2 separate regions of the Homo sapiens genome follow, and region 1 is linked to region 2. Evidence: read pairs that join two places in POLR2A ChIA-PET (ENCODE). Cell type or tissue: CD4-positive, alpha-beta T cell. All regions are shown on one strand. Each heading gives the region's core, and the rest is flanking DNA. Links, peaks and the distances in the headings are about the cores only. Region 1 overlaps ARHGAP25 (Rho GTPase activating protein 25). Region 2 has its middle 11 kb from the start of LINC01816.

Region 1 (5,377 bases), core at 112-5,111, 1.3 Mb after region 2:
CGATGACCTTTCCTATTTCTGGATGTGTAAAAACCCTACCCCTCACTTCTAGGGGTGGAGATGTCGCAAGGTAAGGTAATTTTCCTTCTTCCAGCCTCAAATATTTCAAAATAATCAAAGATTCCCACACCACCACCCATGCCAACTCCATAGTGCATAGGCTAGAGCCTAAGGCAGTTATTTGGCATATCCCAGCAATCACCTCTATTCCTTTTGGCACACTATATGGCATTGCTCTAGCAACAACCCACCTGTATCTTTCTTCAGGCCAAGGTTAACTGAAAACATAAAAAGAAACTGAATATAAAGGTGGTGAGCATAATGGAACAAGTGCCTGATAACAAGGTGCAGTTTATGGTGCTGCTGAAAGGTCCCTGTGTTTGATGCCAATAACGGGCTATTGTTCCAATAAGAACCCCATCTCTTGCTTCCTAGGGTGCTAAAATATAGCACCCATGGGAAATTAACTTATTAAGGGCAAGAAAGACACCCCTATGGTTGTCCAAACTACAACTGTGGCCATAAGCATGGAGAGAAACATATAGACCTCAGAGAAGCTTTGGAGGAAAAATGGGCGGCGTTGGTGATTAGAGTGAGGGGTGAGGGAGCTTCTACACAAGATGACACTTAGGTCTTCACAATTTTCTCAGAATCAACCCAACCCCATTGTCCAAAATAAGCTTAGCAACTTTCATTTTTGGAAACTGGGTAGAGTTCAGGCCCATCTTATTAAACCTTGGTTTATGGGCTGCTAATTTGGAAAGAGCAGTCAATCTTATGCCAGCAGGACAAGTTCACGCAGGCAACTGGGGTGGAGATTGCACAACATCGGGTGGGGATTTTACTAGCTGAGTGTGGCAGAGAAGGAAACCTCAGCTGAGTGGCTGGAGAAGGTGGGGAGGAAGGGGGTGGTGGGAGGAAATGTCACTATGCCTGATATGCCCCAAACAGGGCTGGGAGACCTCCACACTTAGGAATGCCAGGCGGCCAAGATATCAGGATGTGCTCCTGCAAAAGGGCTCAGAACTGAGTCAGAATCACGTAGTACTGTGATCCAGGAAACTAACAAGAAGTCCTGGTTCTAGCCACTTCTGGAATGCTAACGAAAGCCGCTGGTGCCCTTGGATATAGATCTGGTGCATTCTCCACTACACTGAGTGTTTGTACAGCTCAGCTCTTCCATGTTCCTCATCTGTCCTGAAGGGTGAGCCTCAGGCAACGTCCCATCTTTCTCCCCTCCTCTGCACATCACCTTCTCCTGTGCCTTAAACATCACCTGAATCTGCCCAGCAGGGTTCCAGTTCTGGTTCACATCATCTGTCACATAAACTATCTGCACACTCTCCTAACTGTGCTCCCGTCTCCCAAATTCCCAATCATGGGCGAAACAAAGGCTCTTTCTGTTGTAAGCCAGGGCTCTTAGAAGTCTCTATGCAAGTCCCATAGCTCAACTGGAATGGAGAGGCCCTCCCAGCCAAGCCAAGCAGAGGGGAGGGCAGAGGTGGGACACTGCAGTGGGGCAATGTACCTGTCAAAGGAGGGCCGCTCCCCAGCATCAAAAGCGTCTCTCAGCTGCTTCACCAGGTTGTCCTGCCCAGGCAGACGGAAGATGCCCTCTTCATTCCGGCCGTGCTCCAGGATGAACTCTGCACATTTCTCCACCAGGATGGGCACCAGATGGGGGCCGAATTTCTGTTCATAGGCCACAGTCTCATCCAAGCGCTGGCCAAACACTGCTGAGGAGAGAGCAAACAGAACCTGCCCGTCATTCTGTGCTTCCTTGGATGAACTATTTCTTGACTTTCTGTGTCACCTGTGTCTTCACAGGTTTTATTGCAATGATACTAGACAAAATATGGGAGATAAATCACTCAGAATATTTCCTGAAGCTATAAATAGGGGCCTGTAAATTTGAGGCAGTCTTTATCAGTCTTTTTATATTGACCCACATTTCTTACATATTTAAAATAATGGTTGGCTTTTACTGAATTCTTTTGCTAGGAATTGCACACTTTTTGTCCTTTAACCTTGACAGCAACCCCATGAGATGGTATTAATGTCACACGCACCTTACTGTTAAAGACACTGAGCCTTAGACACTTGCCAAAGTCAGGCAGCTCAGAGCATGACACAGTTGGGATTCAGGCCTAGGCAGTGAACTCCCAACAATATGCCTTAACCACGGCAGCAAGCAGGCCGTTTTGAGTTCCACTGGCGTCACAGAGTAGTAAAGCATAACACAGTATGGCATCCTCCCTTATCCACGGTCAACTGCAGTCTGAAAATATTAAATGCAAAATTCCAGAAACAAACAGTTCATAAGTTTTAAATTGCATGTCATTCTGAGTAGCATGATGAAATCTCTCGCGGTCCCGCTCGGTCCAGCCTAAGATGTGAGTCATCCCTTTGTCCAGTGTATCCACGTTATATACACTACTTGCCCAGGAGTCGCGTAGTAGTTGTCTCAGTTATACTTAGTAGTTGTCTCAGTTATAAGACTGAAAAGACATAATGTGTATAGGGTTCAGTACTACCTGAGATCTCAGGCATCCACTGCGGTCTTGAAATGTATCCCCCCAAGGATAAAGAGGGACTACTGTAGTCTATCACATAGATGTTTCATCTCACTAAACCACTGTGGCATTTAAAATAATTTAGGTTGTTTACTATGTCCTAATTATAAACATTGCCACAGCAAACACGTTCATTCACCTGGCAGAGATCCTGGAATGTATGCAGTACAATGCATAATTTCTAATTAATTAACATTTGGATGCATGAACAAAAGCGTTTCATTCTTTTGAACTATTTCCTTAGGACAAATTCCCAAGTGTAGAATTACTGGGTCAAGAGGTTTGAACATTTTTATAACTTGATGGCATGCAAATTGCTTTCCAAAAATATTTTCCCAAATTACCCTGCCTCCAGCAAAGCAAGTGTGGGCCAGCTCCACCCCAGCTCTGTCTGCGTGGAGAAACTTTGCTCCACAGTTTCCCCGCACCGGCAGTGTGAGAAGACAAATTTACAAATCAGGACAACCACTGCCTATCCATTCTCCCACCAGGCTTCCATACCCTGGAGGTTCAGAAGACAGGCCGTGGCTTCTGTCCTGTCCTGCGTGACTTTCCCTCTGCCATAATCAGGGCTCTGCTGCACCCAGCACTTCAATCCCTAGGACATCCGTTTGCAAAGTCACTTGACTCTCCCCATGATTCTCTCTCTCACGTTGGTCCCCTCCATCCCACCTCGAGTTCCTGTGGATTCCACCTGTATAGAGCTGTACCAGGCTCTTGACCCTCATGTTCTTTTCCGCTCCTACCCACTACCCAGCGTAGGCCAGCCTCCTCTCTCACCTGTAACCGCTACAGTCTCTTCTCTCTATCATGTTCGAAACCCTCCTGCTGCTTGCCTTTCTAAAGCATCATTCTGCTTGAGCGCCTTTCTCTTGGTTTTCAGTACTCATCTGCTTCTCTCCCAACTGCCACAGTGATGGTTTTCAAATAGACATTTAAAGCCCTGGCAGTTCATCAGGGACTCCTCTTTCATCACATCAGGTGTTGGGAGGTGAGAGTGTGGAATCTAGAAGGAGCTGAATAGGTGGCCTCTGTATTCCCCACTACCACCAAATCTGCTTGGCTGTTGTTCGTTTCACTTATTGCATTGCGGTGAGACTGTGATTAGATACTTCTGTGGCTAAAGTTTGAGAATCAAGGCTGGCATTCCTCAAGGCTTGGCACCCACCTGCTTTCCTGGCCTGATGTCCTGCCATGCCCCAAGAAGCAACTCACACTGACGTTTCCAAAACGTAATGCTCTGCAGTCTCCATGTCCTTGAACAGTCTCCTCCCTGTCCAGTCTGCTCTCCCCCTTCCCTGGCTGCACCAGGAGGACAAAGAGGACAAAATTCTTTTTCTCCTCCTTGGCCCCTCTCAAATATCATCATATCTGCCATGCCTTCCTGACATCCAGATGGAGGGACTACATCCTACTCTGTGCACCGTATTGTTTCTTGAATATCCCAATCCTTCCCGCACTCTGTGATCATGATTTGTATGTACCTGTGTCATCTGCATGATTGTAAGCTCCCTGCTACTGAGAATAGGAGGAAAGGCTGTTTTCATCCCCAATGTCTAGTGTAACCCCTGGCAAAAGGTAGACAGTCAACAAATTTTGCTGAAGGATTTAATGAATCAATTTGTCTTTAAGCAAGTATTTCACATGACTAATGGTTATTCGGCATTTCTTTAGTTTAAACACTAATAGGAATCTCCTTGATATATGAATTCAGCTTCCCACTAGCATGCATTGAGTGCCCTGCCATGTGCCAGCACCAGGTTCCATGGAATGGGTTGTACAGACAAGGGACATGGAAGACCTTGTTCCTGCTTTTAATGAGTTTGCCAACAAGTTATGAAAATAACATAACAGATGGACTGTCTGCCTTTGAGGGGTCACACAAAACATGGTGAGAAACAATTAGAAAATTTCAATAACCATATGGAATTAGGTTTCTATTTGTCTGTAAAAGGAGCTGGACAGATCTTTTCACCAAATTGATAGGACATGATTGAAATATTCCGACTTAAAACAGACCAGATAGCATCAGGAAAATTCTCTTTTGAGAGGTCCAGAGAGGGGCCCTTCAATGAGAGAGGCAGATGTCTCTTGGAACAGTTGAAACTCAGGCTCCAGAGGTCCACTGGACTTGATGGGGAAAGATAGCACAAACACAATGTAAGGATGTGCACAGAGAAGTCAAAGCTTTCAAATTCAAGCTCCATTTCTGAGGTCTTATAGGAGATGCTCCACCTTGCAGATGATTTGGGGCCAAGCTCCTTCTTGCACCTTAATATATGTCTAGTTCTCTAGCTTTTCTCCTCATCCCAGTCTATCAGCCTTGTCCTGCCTTCATCCTCTATTTCTCTCATGCCTCAAATGCAGCCCTTTCAATATTAATCTGACCCATACTTTTTTCTTCAACATCCCCGCCCTGCTGCTTCCTACTACCCTTTGCGTGTCTTCATCAGGCCACTGAGAACTACAAAAGACCATGCACAACCATATTGTGGAAATTTATCCTTCCAATCTCTGCAAGACACTGGTTCCAAATTTTTGCCACTCCTGTTGAGCTCCCCACCCATTCCCTCCCTTCTCTGTCTCAACAGGTGATCTTGGCTCCTCTTTCCTTCCATTATCAAATGGAGGGTTACGAGTGAACTCCCTCATCTCCAGTCCCTGCCTTTCCCATCCTTTCTCCTCTGTGTTCCTGTCTTCTCCCAGAGGAAGAAAAGGGCCCTACCTTTCATCTAGGATGATGCCTTCTTGAACTGTGGGTTCCATTCCTTCCATCTCTTCCAGTACTTACTGTTTCTCTTTGT
Region 2 (5,377 bases), core at 248-5,247:
ATGCACGCTTGTAGTCCTAGCTATCTGGGAGGCTGAGGGTAGGACGAAAGCTTGAGCCCTGGAGATTAAGGCTGCAGTGAGCTGTGATCACACTCCAGCCTGGGCGTCGGAGAGAGACCCTGTCTCTTAAAAAAAACTGTGGGCGGAGTGAGTTTTTCTATTTCTTTCTTTGCTGACAAAGCGGCCCTTTCTGTCACAACATACTTATTGAAACCTGCTGGCCGGGCGGGGTGGCTCACGCCTGTAATCCCAGCACTTTGGGGGGCCGAGGCGGGTGGACCACCTGAGGTCAGGAGTACGAGACCAGCCTCAACATGGAGAAACCCCATCTCTACTAAAAATACAAAATTAAGGCTGGGCGCGGTGGCTCACGCCTGTAATCCCAGCACTTTGGGAGGCCGAGGCGGGCAGATCATGAGGTCAGGAGTTCTAGACCAGCCTGACCGACATGGTGAAACCCCGTCTCTACTAAAAATGCAAAAATGAGCTGGGCATGGAGGCACACGGCTGTAATCCCAGCTACTCGGGAGGCTGGGGCAGGAGAATCACTTGAACCTGGGAGGCGGAGGTTGCAGTGAGCCGAGACTGCGCCACTGCACTACAGCCTGGGCGACAGGGCAAGACTCCGTCTCAAAAAAACAAAAAAACAAAATTAGCTGGGCATGGTGGTGCATGCCTGTAATCCCAGCTACTCGGGAGGCTGAGGCAGGAGAATTGCTTGAACCTGGGAGGCAGAGGTTGCGGTGAGCCGAGATTGTGCCATTGCACTCCAGCCTGGGCAACAAGAGCGAAACTCCATCTCAAAAAAAAAAAAGAAAAAAGAAACCTGCAAGGCATGGGCCCTCGGGAGCTTATAGTCTAATAGGAGAGGGGCTGGAAAGTGGTTGTAATTTAGGTGAAGTTTAATCAATTGGGTTATAAACCAGTTTGGCAAACTTAACAGGAGGGGTTTGGCCATCCTTGAAAGTACCTGTGCTTCCAAGTACAGCCCTGGCAGGACCCAAGGCTAGTGGGAGACCAGGTAAGCTCCGTGAGTTCCTTGGTCAGGCTGCTGCTCCTGTTGCAGGAAAGAGGATCTTCTGCCTTAAAAAGTGAGACCTGACTTTAGGTTGGTTACTTTTGTTCTAAGTCTGCATTTTACTAAGCAATCCTTAGCCCATGGGGACATCGGCCAGTCAGGCCAGTTCAAGCGTTGCAGTCCATTTTGAATATCTGTCATTCCTCAGTGTGAGTAAATTGGCATTTGATTTATATGTCCCTCAACATTATGTGAACTCTCTAGGTGTTTGAGAGATGAGTCCCCTCGTACTGGGCCAGCCTGAAAGTGTAAGTCCCACATCTGGGTCCTTGTTTAAATTCCGCGAGGTAAGAAGTGAGGAGCTGCTGGAAAGAGGGGAAGGGGTTGGTGCAGGAAGCCAGCTTTGCTCACATTCAGGAGAATTATATTATCCACACAAGGCAGAAAGTGCTAAATTGTAGATGAATGATACATGCACTGGATGCTGTGAGTTCAGAAGAAGGTGAGATCACTGTGGGAGGTTAAGGGATGGTGCCACAGAGGAGGTGAGTAGGACTTGCAAAATGTTTGTGCTATCAGTAGATGGAGATGCAGGAGATGGAGAGGAACTACCCACTGTTTTGGTGGTTCGCCTCCACAGCTTACACAGAACATACAGTCATCTGATCTCTTAGGGACTGAGCCAATGGAAAGACATTGTGGCAGGAGAGGGAAGTGGTAGGCCTCAGACAAGGAAGGAAAAATCAACTATTTATTCACCAATTTATTTGTTCAACCTTTATTGAGTATTTTTTATGTGCCAGGCACTGAGCTGGGCCTGGGAATACAGCAATATACAAAACAAACAAAAGCCCTGCCCTCAAAAAGTTTACATTCTTTTTTTTTTTTTTTTTTTTTTTGAGATGGAGTCTGGTTCTGTCACCCAGGCTGGAGTGCAGTGGCGCAATCTCGGCTCACTGCAGCCTACAGGCATGCACCACCATGCCTGGCTAATTTTTTTTGTATTTTTAGTAGAGATGGGGTTTCACCATGTTGGCCAGAGGCTGTTCTTGAACTCCTGACCTTAAGTGATCTGCCAGCCTCGGCCTCCAAAAGTGCTGGGATTACAGGTGTGAGCCACCATGTCTGGCCAAAAGTTTACATTCCAGTGAGGAAAGAGAGAGAGACAAACAATGAATGAATGATGAACAAATGAATAAGCTATCTAGTATGTCGATAGTGACAAGTGCTACGGAGAAAATTAAAACAAGGGGGCCAGGCACGGTGGCTCACGCCTGTAATCCCAGCACTTTGGGAGGCTGAGGCTGGCAGATCACGAGGTCAGGAGATCAAGACCATCTTTGCCAACATGGTGAAACCCCGTCTCTACTAAAATACAAAAAATTAGCCGGGGGTAGTGATGGGTGCCTGTAATCCCAGCGACTTGGGAGGCTGAGGCAGGGGAATTGCTTGAACCCGGGTGGCGGAGGTTGTAGTGAATTGATATTGTGCCACCGCACTCCAGCCTGGTGACAGAGCAAGAGTCTGTCTCAAAAAAAAAAATTAATAAAAAAAACAAGGGGTGGGAGGCAGGAGGAAGTACAGAGGTTTTCCTCTAAATTTTAAATAAATTTTGTGGAAGTGAGTGATATAAAGGTAAAAGGGGGCCAGACGCGATGGCTCGCGCCTGTAATTCCAGCACTTTGGGAGGCTGAGGCGGGTGGATCACCTTAGGTCAGGAGTTAGAGACCAGTCTGGCCAACATGGTGAAACCCCGTCTCTACTAAAAATACAAAACTTAGCCAGGCGTGATGGCGGGTGCCTGTAATCCCAGCTCCTCAGTAGGCTGAGGCAGGCGAATCGTTTGAACCCGGGAGGCGGAGGTTGCGGTGAGCCGAGATCATGCCATTGCACTCCAGCCTGGGCAACAAGAGCGAAACTCCATCTCAAAAAAAAAAAAAAAAAAAAAGTAAAAGGGACACAAAATCTTTGTGATCATTTTCTGTGAGTTGGGGTAGCTAACTGACCAGGTTGTGTCCCAGGAGATAAGGCGTGTTTGTGAATATGACTCACTCCCTGGGGAAAAATAAGCCAAGATCTCCAAAAGAGAAAGCCAGAAAAGCCAGTTGCAATGATAGATGAAAATGGAATTTTACCCTAGACCCCAAATATAAACACTATATAGTTCTAAGAAAATAACAGTGTTGATGTGGTGAGATGTGATAGATCTAAGTGCAGAAGAGGAAGGAGCTGAAGACTCACTTTCTCGGCTCCTTTTCCTGCCCAGGGGGTGGAGGCTGGGCAGGGGGGAGGGGAGGAATCCAGGTCATGAGATGGGTGTGGCTGTGGAATCTGTGGAGACCACGTGTATTTCCTCAGGAGATTCCCTGTTCACAGATACAGGCATGAGCCTGGAGGGACTGCAAGTTGTGGTCTCAGGGTGACCACCTAGCTCTCCACGGCACTATTTTTTGAACCAAGAGTTTCAGAGCTATAAAGTTTATCATGCCAGAGATGAAATCGGAACACACAAAAAATTGGCATTCTGAAGACATTTTGATGGTTTATGAGAATCATGGGATAGAATAGCAGAAGGAAATAAAAGTTTGTGGTTGAGGGCAGGATGCGGTGGCTCACGCCTGTAATCCCAGCACTTTGGGAGGCCGAGGTGGGTGGATCACGAGGTCAGGAGACTGAGACCATCCTGGCTAACGTGGTGAAACCCCATCTCTACTAAAAATACAAAAAAATTAGCCGGGTGTGGTGGCGGGCAACTATAGTCCCAGCTGCTCGGGAGGCTGAGGCAGGAGGATGGTGTGAACCTGGCAGGCGGAGCTTGCAGTGAGCCGAGACTGCGCCACTGCTCTCCAGCCTGGGGGACAGCATGAGACTCTGTCTCAAAAAAAAAAAAAAAAAAAGTTTGTGATTGAGGAGTAAAGATTGAATATGGGATAGTAGGAATACTAGTGTTAACAGATAGTATCCATTGTAACCTGGCTAAGAGAGACAGCAGGCTCCCAAGAATTTGCAGTGGCCAGGCACAGTGGCCCACACCTGTTATTCCAGCACTTTGGAAGGCCAAAGCTGGAGGATTGGTTGAGCCTAGGAGTTCGAGAATAGCCTGGGTAACATAGTAAGACCTTGTCTCTACAAAAAATACAAAAATTAGCTGGGCATGGTGGCGCACGCCAGTAGTACCAGTTACTCGGAATAACAGTACCTGTTATTCCAACACTTTGGAAGGCCAAAGCTGGAGGATTGGTTGAGCCTAGGAGTTCAAGACTAGCCTGAGTAACATAAGACCCTGTCTGTACAAAACATACAAAAATTAACTGGGCATGGTGGCACACGCCAGTAGTACCAGTTACTTGGGAGGCTGAGGAGGGAGGATTGCTTGAGCCCAGGAGGTTGAGACTGCAGTGAGCCGTGATTGCACCACTGCACTCCAGCCTGAGTGACAGAGCAAGACCCTGTCTCAAAAAAAAAAAAAAAAAAAAAAAAATCCGGATGTGGTGGCTCATTTCTGTAATCCCAGCACTTTGGGAGGCGAGGCAGGCAGATCATTTGAGGTTAGGAGTTCGAGACGAGGCTGACCAACATGGTAAAACCCCATGTCTACTAAAAATATTTTAAAAATTAGCCAGGCGTGGTGGCTAATGCCTGTAGTCCCAGCTGCTCAGGAGGCTGAGGCAGATGAATTGCTTGAACCCAGGAGGCGGAAGTTGCAGTGAGCCTAGATCGCACTACTGCATTCCAGCCTGGGCAACCGAGAGACTCCGTCTAAAAAAAAAAAGTGCTCTATAGATGTCTATTGAATGAGTGAATGAATGCATTGATGAATGGATGGGTGGTCTCTCTGATCCTGAGCTTGCCATGACAAGCCTGGAGAACAGACATCTAGCCTATACCCTCCTTTTAATGGATTCCCCTTCATTGTAGGGTTCCCCCAAGGAGACAGCTACTGTTCAAAGTGTAGCCTTATACTGTTCTGCTGAGCTGATCTGCTTACACCTTACACTGTTCAATGGCAGATGGTGAGGCGTGCAGGGCCTATGGGCACTGGGGAATTCAAAGGCAATCTTCAGTCACCAACAAAATAGGGCCTACTACTTACGCGGTAATGCTTGTATACTGAGTTTGTCATGTCCTTATGACAAATTTGGACCAAGGTTGTTGGTCTGAGACAAGACCCAGTCTGCCCAGAAACTGCATGGGGCCTTCCCCAGCCCAGATTCCTTCAGTCATTTCATGCCCCCATGTTCCTGTGATCCTCTTTGCCTGGAAGAAAAACTACCCGTCATCAATGGGAATGGGTGATTTTCTACTTGCTTTTGAGCTCTATTTCATAAGCTGACAGTTTTCTGAGATTCCCAAGGACAT

What was found. ChIA-PET counts read pairs that join two places held together with the same protein. Peaks named below come from ENCODE experiments on the same cell type or tissue, not always from the same donor. Only the 100,000 strongest peaks of a DNase experiment are listed, where the experiment ranks them.
Region 1: POLR2A ChIA-PET joins it to region 2 with 5 read pairs; 1 of 35 experiments calls an interaction of 5 or more read pairs at or near these places.

Annotation. Positions count from the first base shown.
Region 1 is chr2:68,803,632-68,809,008 of GRCh38, reverse strand. ARHGAP25 (Rho GTPase activating protein 25) reads right to left here. Exons shown (of 11, transcript NM_001007231.3): 5 at 1,529-1,736. Among named protein-coding and RNA genes, the nearest start is that of LINC01888, 26 kb to the left of the region's middle. In CD4-positive, alpha-beta T cell, for the core only: no CTCF peak of the experiment used is centred there; DNase peaks (open chromatin) are centred at 848 and 2,378; H3K27ac peaks cover 1,095 bases.
Region 2 is chr2:70,133,973-70,139,349 of GRCh38, reverse strand. No RefSeq gene overlaps it. Among named protein-coding and RNA genes, the nearest start is that of LINC01816, 11 kb to the right of the region's middle. RefSeq lists a silencer at 1-253 and enhancers at 1-537, 538-1,079, 3,433-3,482, 3,543-3,602. In CD4-positive, alpha-beta T cell, for the core only: no CTCF peak of the experiment used is centred there; DNase peaks (open chromatin) are centred at 1,619, 3,269, 3,833 and 5,089; H3K4me3 peaks cover 1,200 bases; H3K27ac peaks cover 4,228 bases.